2 separate regions of the Homo sapiens genome follow, and region 2 is linked to region 1. Evidence: chromatin contacts called from ENCODE Hi-C or POLR2A ChIA-PET data. All regions are on one chromosome and are shown on one strand. Each heading gives the region's core, a stretch centred on a gene start or an enhancer-like site at or near the end of the contact. The rest is flanking DNA. Distances are from core to core; before and after follow the strand shown.

What was found. A loop is a pair of places that touch in the nucleus more often than their neighbours do. ChIA-PET counts read pairs that join two places held with the same protein, here RNA polymerase II (POLR2A). Pooled maps may share reads with other maps.
Region 2: a pooled map shows a loop between it and region 1 (6-fold over the local background). The contact joins two enhancer-like sites. A Hi-C loop is called at or near these places in 2 of 168 maps with a recorded cell type or tissue (Calu3 and sigmoid colon), 2 of 37 single-sample maps with no recorded cell type and 8 of 50 pooled maps. POLR2A ChIA-PET finds 5 or more read pairs at or near these places in 7 of 52 experiments (A549, GM12878, H1 and 4 more).

The regions. Positions count from the first base shown.
Region 1 is chr14:67,942,472-67,946,098 of GRCh38, forward strand. The region is part of intron 7 of RAD51B (RAD51 paralog B); the gene reads left to right. Among named protein-coding and RNA genes, the nearest start is that of RAD51B, 120 kb to the left of the region's middle. Within about 2 kb of position 1,605, at least 5 of the 41 ENCODE cell types and tissues checked have a DNase peak (open chromatin) inside an H3K27ac peak, as active enhancers do.
Region 2 is chr14:68,180,041-68,183,667 of GRCh38, forward strand. All of the region lies in intron 7 of RAD51B (RAD51 paralog B), which reads left to right. Among named protein-coding and RNA genes, the nearest start is that of RAD51B, 360 kb to the left of the region's middle. Within about 2 kb of position 1,716, at least 4 of the 41 ENCODE cell types and tissues checked have a DNase peak (open chromatin) inside an H3K27ac peak, as active enhancers do.

The DNA.
Region 1 (3,627 bases), core at 355-2,854:
CTTGTTTAGTGTTTTAATGACTCCAGAAGGAAATGGTGAAATCTGCTGATGACACCAAATTGTTTTTGCTGATCCAAACAAGGATTTCTGGGAAGCTTCTTCAGAGTATTTGGAATAGTAGAAGAATTGAGAAATATGGTGGCAGACACACTGAACTTAAAGTGAAGGTTTACGTGAAGTAGCAGGAGTAACGTCAATACGTTGAAGTTACAAAGCCTGCCAAATCTTCCAAAAGGAAGATTACGGAGTCTATAGTTTCATGAAAGGAAGACTTAAGACAAAGAACATTTATACATATAGCAAATGAAAACTATTATGGGAATAGTTGCAATTATAAAGTTCAGTGACTTAAAAATATGATGTCTGAATTTCTTTTTAAATGTCAGCAGTAGTATATCTAAATAGGTGTTGTTTCTCTCGAAATGGTCATAGAAGATTATATACCCATTTTATGCATGCTCCTTTCTTGGTACGTTCTTTTGTCAGTTTTCTGTGGTGGCAGGTCTTTATTTTGCAGGCTGTTTTGAATTTTGAAACAGTCAACTGTCACTTAAAGCCAAGTGTGATAAATAAGATGGGTGGTCAAACTAAGTAATAGATTTAAATATATTAAATATATTAAATGAAATATAAAGTAGTAAAACTTATTTTCTTTTATTGCTTTCAAAAGTGATTCTAAAGGACATTACCAATGAGAAATTGCAAAAATGTTTGTGTACTAATAGTGTTAGATTAAGTTCTTGGTTGATAGATTTCACAAACATCACTTATTTAGATATGTAAGTTACAGGGCTTGTACTAATACACATTTTATTATATTGGAGACAAACCATGTTTATAAGTGACCTTTTTAAAATGTTTTCTTTATGCTCCCTAAATATACACTTAGGGAGGAAGAAGGAGGTTTTGAATTAACTGGAGATTTCCCTAATGTGTTGAATTTTTCTGACTAAAGCCTACATTTTTGTAAAGAAAAAGACCCTGTGGGATAAAAAATACGATAGGCACTATCACAGGAGCTGTGGGCTGGCCATCTATATCCATCCATCTATCTATTATTCCACCCATCCCTCCATCCATCCATCCATTTATTTAATTAAGTTATTTTTAACGGTTGGCTCTGGAGTTGACATTCATTTATTTTAAAAGAACAGTGAATCATAGCTCTTTTCCTCAAGATGCTTGCTTTTATTTGCATGGTGGCATATTGATTAAGTACTCAGAACACTATTTGACATATGGTAAGCCCTCAATAAAAGTTTGTTATTATTATGACTGTACTTCTCCCCTCTAATGTATAGAGGTAAACATTTTGGTTCCTATTGTGACACGTGGGTTATAATGAGTTAGGGCCTACTTAAGAAGAAAGTGGAAAGAAAGCGGGTAAAATTGTTGCTCAGATACTAGCATGTGGGTGGAGATATAGATATAGATATAGGTATAGATATAGATAGTGTAGGTATTTACATCTAAGTATATTGTATAAAGTGACGGATTCTGAATTTGCTACATTTCTCATTTCTTCAGCACTCTGGGATAAAACCAGCAAAAATGATGTGATCTGAACAGACACAGTAGATGGCGCTGTAGGACTTAGTTTTTAAAGAAAACAGTACAGCCAGGGGGAGTGGGGGCATGGAGTGGGAAGAAAACTAAAGCACATTTTAATGGGCTCTTTTGTACCACCAAGACAATTTCATCTTAGAGTACGTGCCTCTAAGAAGTAAAGATTTTTTTTTTTTTTTTTTTTTGACAGAGCTGGAGAATAATTTTAGGAAAACTAAATCTCCCTGTTGCTATGTTTGTGCCAGCTTTGTCACTTGGAAAGTATTAGTTGTTTTAAGCCACAAATATATAAGGAAGTTATTTTCTTTCAAAACATTGCCTTATTTATGAGGGTTTTGTTTGTTTGTTTTAGCTGTCTTTGTCTCTGTATTTTAATATTTTTGCTCCTAGCTTTTTTGGCCCTTTGTTGTTTCATAAAAACGTGGTTGTAAAGTTAATTTGAACCATATCAATATGACTATAATGTCATATTTTAAAATTCAGCTATATTTTAATAGGCCTTAAAAATACAGGTTTACATTAAAGAGTAACATAGTGTTTTTGATACTACCGTAGTGTGTTTATGTACTTGATCTTATTTAATCTTAGTACTAATTGTATGAATTTTATTATTCACTTTTCTAGGTAAATAAACTATATCAGAGATACTTAGTAACTTGCCAAGCTCACATACCTAGTGGTTGAACTAGTAGTTGCTGCAAGAGTTTCGCCAGCATATTAAAGTTGTATTTTTTGAGCACTTACTGTGTGCCAGGCAAGCTAACCACTGGAAATACTATAGTGTCCAAAGCTGACCTGGACCCTGCCCTTATGGACCTTACAGTTATTAGATACCCCACAGACATTTTTTGAAATCTGCTGGATTGAGAGTGGGTCATGAAGATGAATTTGAATCATTGTGATTGTTGGATAAGCCAGAGAGCCCTTTCACCAAAAAGAAAGTAAGAATCATACCTACCTTGAATATATTACTGTATTAAAATATTTGTTTTAGTTGTACTCCCTGTAGCCAAGGGAAAGGCAAGACCTCCTTTGGCTACAATGAGTAACTAAACTGTCTTCTAGATAAGAATCAGGAAGAGTAAGGAAAATCTGGCTATACTATAATGTCAAAATTTTCCACTGATTAAATGGTATTAAAATATCTAAAGCAAGAAGGTGTTAGTTAGCAGTGGAAGTCTGAGAGATTAATGTGGTTTGTGTACAGCCTAAGACCATGTTAACTTCTAATTGGCTTCTCTAGTGCCATTTGGTGAGATCTTTTAGAGTACAGCCAGCTTAGTGATACCCCAAATTGCCAAGTACCCCTTTCATCTTGGGACATTAATTGTCAAAAATCTTTGAATTGATTTTTCTTCAGAAAGCTTCACTTTATTATTTTCACACAATACCAAGTTCTCATGATATTTATGGGTATGTGATTGGTGAGAAAACAGACCAAGAGTTGTTTTTTGTTTGTTTGTTTTTTGTGACGAAGTGTTGCTTTGTCGCCCAGACTGGAGTGCAGTGGCGCAATCTCTCCTCCCGGGTTCAAGCGATTCTCGTGCCTCAGCCTCCCGAGTAGCTGGGATTACAGGCACACGCCACCACGCCCAGCTAATTTTTGTATTTTTAGTAGAGATGGGGTTTCGTCATGTTGGCCAGGCTGGTTTCGAACTCCTGACCTCAGTTGATCCACCCGCCTCAGCCTCCCAAAGTGCTGGGATTACAGGCATGAGCTACCATGCCCAGCCCAGACCAAGAGTTTTAAATTGAGGTCCATGATTGGGTTTCAGTAAGTGTATGGAATGTCTAAAATTATATAAAATTTTATGTGTATGTACTTAGAATTATTCTGGGAAGAAAGTCCATAGTCTGCACAAATTTCTCAGTGAGTTTCATAACCCTTAAAAGGTTAAAAGTGGTTGTAACTAGACTTTATCAAAAGGGGTGTTCAAAAGTCACTCCAGTTCAGGATTGTGGAAAGATAACTGTCTTCTCAAATAGGCATCTTAGAGGAAGGGCTGTTTGGGTTCCTTTTAAGAACTGTAATCTTGAGATGTGGAGTGAATTTGGGATTTG
Region 2 (3,627 bases), core at 466-2,965, 240 kb after region 1:
TTCTGAGACTAGAGCTTGGCCTATGGCACCGACAATTCCTCAGTCCTGAATAACATGTATAGGCTACAGCATTGCCTAGTTCCATAAGTCACCCTAATGGTTAAAGTTTTGCCACCTGTCACCTTAAAATACCCCAACTTTGAATGGATTCTGAACCATAGCCTACGTGTTTAGAATGTCTAGTTTGATGGAGCACAGATGGTTTGGGGAGCGCTAACATTCATCTTTACTTTGCCTTCATCTATTATTTTGCCCAAACGTGTTTATCCTACAGCCTGCTTACTAATGGCTCAGTTTGTTCTAGCTAGTTGTGGTTTGGGAGTAGGAGGCCACTCTGCCCACTGTTAGATGAGGGGATTGTAAATGTTAGAGAGGGCCGGGGTAGAGGAGTACTCTTTTTAAGAAAAGTAGTTGACTTTGATAATGAAAAAGTATCATCATGATTATCGTCATGCTGTTGAGTGCTTTACTACATTTCAGGCACGATAAGGTTATATATTTAATACTTACAACTTTATGAGCAGCTGTCGTCATTATCGCCACTTTACAAATATGGAAACCCAGGCAAAAAGAGGCTAAGTAACTTTGCCAAGGTCTCACAGGTAGCAAATTGCAGAGCCAGAATGCAAAACTACTGCCTTATGATCTGCTTCTCTAAGTAGCTGGGAATGGAGAAAGACGGCGAGCAGATGTATAGAATGCACTGATTAGGGTGACTGGGTGAGCTCTGTGCTGAGTTATACTTCAAGATGTACAGGACAGAGTTAGGGAAATGTGAGACCAAGGGCTTTTCTGGGCAGGAACAACCATACTGGCTGCTGTGGCAAGGTTAGAGCCTGCCAGGTAACTACAGTGAGACTTCCTTTTCATACAGATTGGGGGAACTGGCAAGACAAGTTATCATCACCTCCACATAGCAGGTGAGGGAAGGGAAGCAACAGCAGAGGCATTGGTGTTTTGTATTTAGAAGGGCACATAGCCTAATGCTAAAACTCACCCATTAGTTACATCAATGTTTGGATGCTCTTTGAAAGACTTCTCAGGAGAGGTGTGAGAATGATTTGATTTGAAGGTGGGTTTTAGTCTTGACCGTGTGCCACAGCAAACAAAATGAAACTCCCCTTGAGATAAAGGTAATCAAGATGAAGGTGTATTTACAAAGATGAGCAGTGGGATTTATCCAGTGACTCTGGAAGGTAATCCCCAGATTTAGTGCTCCATGAATACCTTGCCATGTTCCTAAGCTGGTAAATTACTCTGAGTTTTATGAGAGCGGATTGTGGGAAGCATCTAGATGAAATTCAGCCTGTTTCACCTCGAGTCCAGGGCTCACTAATGCACCCCAGGTGTGCAGACTGCCCAGGCTTTCTGCCTTGGAAGCCTCAAGGAACTTTCATCCCAAAGGGAAGCTTTGAAGAATACCAAGGACCTTTCTATCTGTCCTTGATTTTTTGTCATTTTTCTGCCCACATTTGGTAATTGGAGATATTTGTGGTGTTAAAGCCGGACTTGTTCCTTCTCAGCCTGCCCCCTCCAGTAGTGAAATTTTAAGCCTGTGGCTTTGATTATGCAAAGCAGTGATTTCTCTGCAGTGTCCCTCAGATGTAAAAGGAGAATGACTGAAATACTAGAAAGGAAGTTACGGGAAATCACCAAACAACCATTTTCCATGTCTACAGATCCTTTCATCTGAGGGCAAAAGAAGCTGGAGAGGGTGCCTCCAAAGGTGGGGGTTTGGAGGAGCACAATTTAAAATTCTCTGGGTTGTAGGCTAAGGATCAAAGGGTTATGTCCTCAGAATTACACGGTGAGTCACTGGAAAAACTCTGAGTAAAAGTCAGGCATCCTGTTTTCCAATCTTATATGCCTAATAATTTCAACTGGCTTTAAGACAGTACATTTATGTATATTTTTCATTTAGATCCATTGCCACCTAAAGAATATAATGATGTATGCATTATATAGATTATGGTTTCCATGCCCTAGAGCATCATGAGGTGTTTTGCCATGAGAATACAGTGGGTTAGGTGAAGAGGTGCTTGAGAAGCCTTGGTGTCTAATGTGTGGTCTCAGTACTCTGTGGAATCTCCTCCTCCCTTACAAACCACTGCCTCTATTCAAGCCATCTTGTGCTTCAATTTAGAAGTTCTCCTTTAAGAGAGAGTTTTCCAAAGCTAAATTAACAGCTATGCAGTGTACTGAGTAACTCTGTGATTTACTTTTTCCAATTTTGACTGCTGTAAGCATTTCAGTTTGTTTCCCACTAGTTTGGATCAACATGTTGGTTTTAACTTTATCTCCAAATGTAATGATTTTACATATTATAGACAAATGTGTTTGCACAGTTAAGGGCAGCAGGATTTGCTTGAACAGAGAATATGTGAGTTCTGTAACTTTTAATATTCAATTCAATTTAAATTCTTTTTCATATGTCCTTTTTATATATTCCAGTTTCTGATTATGGGTAACCTGACTTGAAGGTCAGACCATCTGAAGTGAAGATGGTTAAATTGTATGTGTTTGCACATGCATACACGTGTGTGTGTGTGTGCATGCATCCACATACACATGGGTGTTCATGTGGTAAAGGAGAGCCAGAGAGATGTTTAATTTCCTCACCACATTGTAGAAACTGAAAGAGACATGTACTGCAGAAACAAATTCTGAGATACGTTTGCTAACCACTTTTTTAGGTTTCACCTTCCGGGGAAAATGTTAAGGCATTTGCAAACATGCCTAGTTTCTTAGCGATTTAAGGCGCATAGACTCTCTGTGACTACACCTAGAGAGGTAAGACATGGAAAAGAACATAAGCTTTGAGCCACCTAGATTAGGGGCTTAATCTGGCCACACCACTTTTTAGATGTATAACTTCAGGTTGATTACTGGACCTGTATTCCTTTTCTTTCCTTGGTTGACACTTGTTCCAACTTATGATGTTGGTTTATGATTTTGATTTTAGTTTGGTTAACTTCTTATTTGGGGGATTTTGACTGACTTAATTTGTTCTCATCTTGTGTTAGGGTTCTCTAGAGGGGTAGAACTAACAGGATAGATGAATATATGAAGGGAAATTTATTAAGTAGTATTGACTCACACGATCACAAGGTGAGGTCCCACAATAGGCTCTCTGCAAGCTGAGGAGCAAGGAAGCCAGTCCAAGTCCCAAGACCTCAAAAGTAGGGAAACCAACAGTGCAGCTTTCAGTCTGTGTCCAAAGGCCCAAGAGCCCCTGGCAAATCACTGGTGTAAGTCAAGAGTCTAAAAGCTAAGGAATTTGGAGTCTGATGTTCAAGCGCAGGAAGCATCCAGCACAGGAGAAAGATGAAGACTCAGCAAGTCAAGTCCAACTTCTGCCTGCTTCTTTCTAGCCACACTGGCAGCTGATTAGATGGTGCCCACCAAGATTGAGGGTGGGTCTGCTTCTCCAAGTCCACTGACTCAAATGTTTAACTTTTTGGCAACACCCTCACAGACACACCCAGGAATAATACTTTGCATCCTTCAGTCCAATCAGGTTGACACTCAGTATTATAACCGTCACACATCTGTTATCCTATTGATCCTGATTCTTGACCTCTAGCCGCAGTTCCATTCAGAGAAGATTAGAATTGTTTCAGAGTTGGG